2 separate regions of the Homo sapiens genome follow, and region 1 is linked to region 2. The links are chromatin loops, found by intact Hi-C in ENCODE. Cell type or tissue: endothelial cell of umbilical vein. All regions are shown on one strand. Links, peaks and the distances in the headings refer to the core of each region. The heading gives the core; the rest is flanking DNA. Region 1 overlaps CTNNB1 (catenin beta 1). Region 2 overlaps ULK4 (unc-51 like kinase 4).

Evidence for each region. Peaks named below come from ENCODE experiments on the same cell type or tissue, not always from the same donor. Only the 100,000 strongest peaks of a DNase experiment are listed, where the experiment ranks them.
Region 1: it touches region 2 in a loop (4-fold over the local background); 6 of 110 quality-filtered maps call a loop at or near these places.

What each region holds. Positions count from the first base shown.
Region 1 is chr3:41,202,109-41,204,908 of GRCh38, reverse strand. All of the region lies in intron 1 of CTNNB1 (catenin beta 1), which reads right to left. Among named protein-coding and RNA genes, the nearest start is that of CTNNB1, 4.0 kb to the right of the region's middle. In endothelial cell of umbilical vein, for the core only: a CTCF peak has its summit at 1,717 (motif pointing right); DNase peaks (open chromatin) are centred at 1,788 and 2,368; H3K4me3 peaks cover 870 bases; H3K27ac peaks cover 476 bases.
Region 2 is chr3:41,715,506-41,718,305 of GRCh38, reverse strand. It overlaps ULK4 (unc-51 like kinase 4), which reads left to right. Exons shown (of 37, transcript NM_017886.4): 23 at 445-578; 24 at 2,738-2,800. Among named protein-coding and RNA genes, the nearest start is that of ULK4, 250 kb to the left of the region's middle. In endothelial cell of umbilical vein, for the core only: no CTCF peak of the experiment used is centred there; a DNase peak (open chromatin) is centred at 1,625.

The DNA.
Region 1 (2,800 bases), core at 290-2,789, 510 kb after region 2:
TCCCAAGTGCCTAAATAAATACAAACCTAATAATTTAACAATGTTATCTGCTAAATTATGTACATTCACAGAACCAGTCATTTCACAGAATCATTATGAAAACACTGTACTTCAAATGGTACTACTGCAGAGGGACAAACTGGCAGTATTCAGCAAATAAGTGTATTTAATTTGTGCTGAATACAGCATCTTAAAATATGAATTTTGTTCACCAACACTTGCAAATCAAGAGATGTACATTGATCTGGATTTCCCACTTAGGGGAAAGAAATCAGATGATCTGGCAACATAAACTATATTCCCACACAGTGGCTGGAGCTGCTTATGACTGGCTGCTTCATGTGCACTTCAATTTTTAATAGTCTGCATGGTCCCATTTACCCAATACCTAACTGGCCCTGGAGACATTTGAGTAGCCATTCCCACTACAATGTAGTAAGACCAATCCTATATAAGGCTTCTGAAAGCGATCTTATTCTTAGTAACATATCTTGAACATCAAATTGTAGTATGCTACATTAATGAAGGCAAGTAGCCCATTTCAAGAGACAAATTAAGTCCCCGGTAGCAATTTTTTTCAGTAAGTTGTATGTACATAATTTTTCAAAGAACTTTTAAGCCTACTCTCATTTCTCAGAAAACTCTTGAAAAATCAGAACAGAAGCTTATAGACAGTAAATGCTGTAAATACTAAGCACCAACTTGGAAATCACTGATTTACAAGTATGGTCCTTGATGGAGGAATATTTAATCCATCCTGAAATAATCATTCACATAAAGCACTTGAGGCATTCTTGCCTTTAAAAAAAAAAAAACCCTAACTATAGCAATACATTTCTTAAGTAGTAAAAAATCATATACCAATGTTTCCACAAAATTACACTGAATTCCACAGGCAAAGTAAAGCAATCACTGGTAAGTGTCATTTTCCGTCCCTACGCTAACGTTTTCATTCCAGCAACATATTCTGAAAAACAAATTTTTAAAAATCTAAACCCTGAAAAATTTCCATATGCTGACCGTTTAACTTCCAAAAACTAATTTAGAATAAGCTTCATTCCTGTTGCTAATTAGATTCTGATTTGAAACATGGATTTTCAGAAAATAATATTACTAACAGAAAAACCATGAACATAGGAGCCTAGAGAAAGCTTTTTAAGGAAAAATTCAAAGGGCAAAACACAGTTCATCATGGCCCACCACTATGTACAAATGAGACCAACCCTATGGTCACTAAGGGCATTATATTTTAGGTCACATACACTGGCTCAATTACCTTTATTTCTATCTATTTCCTAATATAATCAAGTTGAGCACTTATGTTTTACTCTGTGAATGATTTTAGACAAATTGACAATTCACATTTTCATTAATTTTTTTCTGAGAATTTCAGTTGCTGTAATTCATCAATATAACTGAATATTATGATCTTTTACCTCCTAAAGTACTATACTGAGATTCTGGTTTATCATTATGATATATTTAAGCAGAACTGCCTACTCAAAGTGACCTTAAAAAACCTCCCGACTTTTCTACTGCAAATATTGGCTGAGAAGACATTTTCTCAAGCCTGTATTTTAATTAGCAGTAATGATATTAATTATTTTAGAAATCAAAGGTTTCTTAGTTGATTCTCCCTCATCAGAACTATTCCTAAATATATCCCACATAAACTTGTTTGGAATTAAAAAAAAAAAAATCACAAGCATTATACTATATCCACTGGAGGGCACTCAACATGACCCAAGCATGCAATGAAAACATGCTCCAACACTACTCACTCTGCTGCTTCAGGCTTGAGGGAAACTTGGAGAGTGGGGAATGTCTCTTAACAGAAGAGATGCCCATGAGTTAAAAAAAAAAAAAAAAAAAAGTGGCTAAACCCTAAAAATGGGTTCCTAATGTGATTGACTTTATCTTTCAAGAGCTTATTTTTCCTTAGGAAGGAAGCAAATTATATGCATACTTCAAGGACAGCAGGGTTCAGGCCTCAACAGATGAGCCTAGGTTTCAAACTGAGTCAAGCTCAGTCTTGCATGAAACACAAAAGCAGCATTCTTAAGTAAACAGAGGAAATAAAGAACTTTCCCCTGAGTTTAAGTGATGAAAAACTATAGGAGTTAACTCCTATACTCATTTAGATCAACACAAATCATATTATTTTCCTTTTGTGAAACCTGAGTATTTATTTTAACCGACTGGTCCACTTACCTATCACAATCACAACTGCAATATTACATAAATAGTCTGTTAGAGAAGGACAACTGAATCTGCAAATCAGTATCTTCTCAATGAGAGTACAAGGAGGCAATGGCTACATACGATGGACAAACCAGAAGCCGCTCCTGGGCTATGTTTACTATTTACTTTTATGGTATAAAAATGTTCTCAGTCAAGCAGTTTCAACAATAGATACCACAGTTCCAATAAAAAGAGGGCTACAAGAAAACTAAGTTAACACATATTTTCAAAAACAATGTCACAAATCAACATGACACACTACAAAAGAGTTGCAAATACCTTTTGTTAGAAGTTTGTCCAGTTCTAAAAGCCTTCATCCTTTGTGCCCCGGGTTGGCAGTCAAGCATGCTTCCGACTAAGCTCAAAGTACAAACTTAAAACTTACCACCTACTCATCTACAATTATTGATTATCAGAAGCTAGGAAACCACAAGAGAAATAAAAATAATCTTGTAACAGGACAGATGTATTATTTCATTTCAATAACACTGAAGTTTCATTTGGCTAAATATACTTCTATAGTCTATTGCAGGAGATTTAATTTCACTGCTACTTATAA
Region 2 (2,800 bases), core at 233-2,732:
TTAAAATGAAACATTTTCTTTGGATGAGACAATTGAAATTCATGTGAATTATCTAGGGTCCCAAGCAAATTGAATACTAATGATAAACAAATATGCAGTTAACTTGTGGCTTTACTTTGAACCTTTGAAACATAAAGAGCCCTCTTCTGTCCAGACATCTCTTTGTCTTTCATTTATCACCTGGAGAATATTGTTCGTTTCCATTCGCCAAGGCAAATGGAATCAGGATATTAGCAGAGAGATCTGAAGTTGCTTTATTTTCTTTCTTTATAGATGTTTTGAGTTTTCTGAGGCAAAAATTGTGCCCGACAAGTTGCTACAAATCTAAACGTCAATATGATTGGGAGGGTGCCCTCTGGAAACACTTGCCTTGGCGGCATTTTTGGATAGATGCTATCAAGTGTTTTATCATGAGAGGTAATCTTTGCACTTTCCTGTATGTAGACTGGTGATGTACATCGAGAGAGACAGCAGAAAGACCACTCCAGGCAAGGAGCAGCAAAGTGGCAATGAATACCTGTCCAAATGCCTGGATCTTCTCATCTGTCACATTGTGCAGGAGCTGCCACGAATCCTGGGTAAATTGGAGTCTCATCCTCAGGCCCCATTTCTGCTTTTACGTTTCTAAGACTTGGCTTTTAGGCATCAGTTCTTTTTTATTCTTACTTGTCTGTTCTTGAAGGCAAATGCAGACACTTTTTAACGAATATGTAGTTTCAAGATTTAAATTTGCTTTATCTGTTTTTGTAATTATTTTGCATCAATGACATGATGAGGCATGATGAGACAATGCCACATTAAGGTGTGATCCGAGGTAAACTGGCCATTTTAGAAAATATACAAAAGAAAAGCGGTTTAATTGCTTAAAATTGGACTTATGCTAGTATTTGGGGGTAACTTTTCGTAAGTTTTTTTTTGCCTAAATCAGAAGAAAAGAATTTTCTCTTGAAATTAGAGCACAAATTTATTTATTGTTAAAAAAACTTTGAATAGATTTTATTTATTTTTTTTCCCTTGCTGAAACAAGATTTTCTTTTATTTATACAAATGTATTGGGTATATGAGAAATTTTGTTATATGTATAAAATGCATAGTGATCAAGCCAGGGTATTTAGGGTGTCCGTCACCCACCTATAATACATTTTTGTTAACTATAATCACCCTGCTCTGCTATCAAACACTGAATTTATTTCTTCTATTTTACTGTATGTTCATACCCTTTGACCCACTTTTTTTCCTCATCCCTCCACATCCATTCACCCTTCTCAGCCTTTGTTATCTGTCTTTCCATTTTCTACTGCCATATAATCATTTTTTAACTCCCACAATAAATGAGAATAAAAATGCATGGATTTTAATTTTGAATATTAAAATGTGATATTAAGGAATTTTGATATTCATTTAAAGTTCAAAGTTTGAAACTTTCTTTGGTTTGAAAAATTTATCTTAAGATAAAACATCTAATAATGATTTGCAAAGGATGTTTATTACAGCTAAAGAAATACCTTATTTCATTGTTATTTGCAGAAATTAAAATAACCTTGGGAGCATGTATGTGTAGCTTAAATCCCATTCCATGCTTTTCCAGCAGATGTAGCTATAAACCAGAAATGTTTAGAATGTTAAATTTGATCCAAGCTATTATAGTAGAGGGTACTTAGTTTCAGGAATTCAGAACATTAAATCAAAGTAATGAAAATGTCTTCAAGGCTAACTGACAGCAACTTTTTTGCCCCTTACTGATGCTTTAGGAGATTATTTTTGCCTGTTGATGACTGAAAATAGAGCCTCTCAAAATTTATTTCGGATTGTAAGCTTTTTTACCTCAAACCTGAAGGCTATAATTTGGTCAGTTGGTAGCTAAATTCTTTATTACCGGACTTATCCTGTTTTAGGGTATGGCGATAAGATTCTGATGTCCACAAAGCAAGTTTTATTTATTGTTAGATTTATCATCCAATGAGAAGTTTTGGGAATTGACCTCTTTTTACCTCCAACCTATTCTCTTTTTTTTGATAGTTGTAAGTCGTGTTCTGTAATTCGTTCACTTATTATTATTATTATTATTATTATTATTATTATTATTATTTTGTGAGACAGAGTCTTGCTCTGTCGCCCAGGCTGGAGTGCAGTGGCACTATCTCAGCTCACTGCAACCTTCACCTCCCAGATTCAAGTGATTCTCCTGCCTCAGCCTCCCAAGTAGCTGGGACTACAGGCGCACACCATCATGCCCAGGCTAATTTTTGTGTTTTTATTAGAGATGGGGTTTCACTATTTTGGCCAGGATGGTCTCGATCTCCTGACCTCGTGATCTGCCCACCTCGGCCTCCCAAAGTGCTAGGATTACAGGCATGAGCCACTGCGCCTGGCCCATTTATTATTTTAAATATTTTTTCTTGTTTGCAAAAGCAACAAGTGCTCATGATTGAAATTTGGAAAATACAAAAAAAAAATTCTAAAGCTATTACTCTATTATAATAATTTATTAAATTTTATTTTTCATTTCCAAATGAGACGTTAAGTTTATTTATAGTGTCTTTGCAGAATATCACATTCTGTCCCCGGAGGCCATAAGTGTCTGTTGTAATTTCAGTACTTGTGAATAAGTATATCTGCTTATTTTATTTGGAGATTAATTACCTTAGAAGTCCCATGGGTATTCAAGCAATGACCAGTGGCTCCTAAGTATTTGTGGTTTTTAACCTCCACATATGCTCTGGGCTGTGCTTCACAGGTGACATTCTTAACTCCTTGGCTAATGTTTCTGGACGTAAACACCCATCAACAGTTCAAGTGA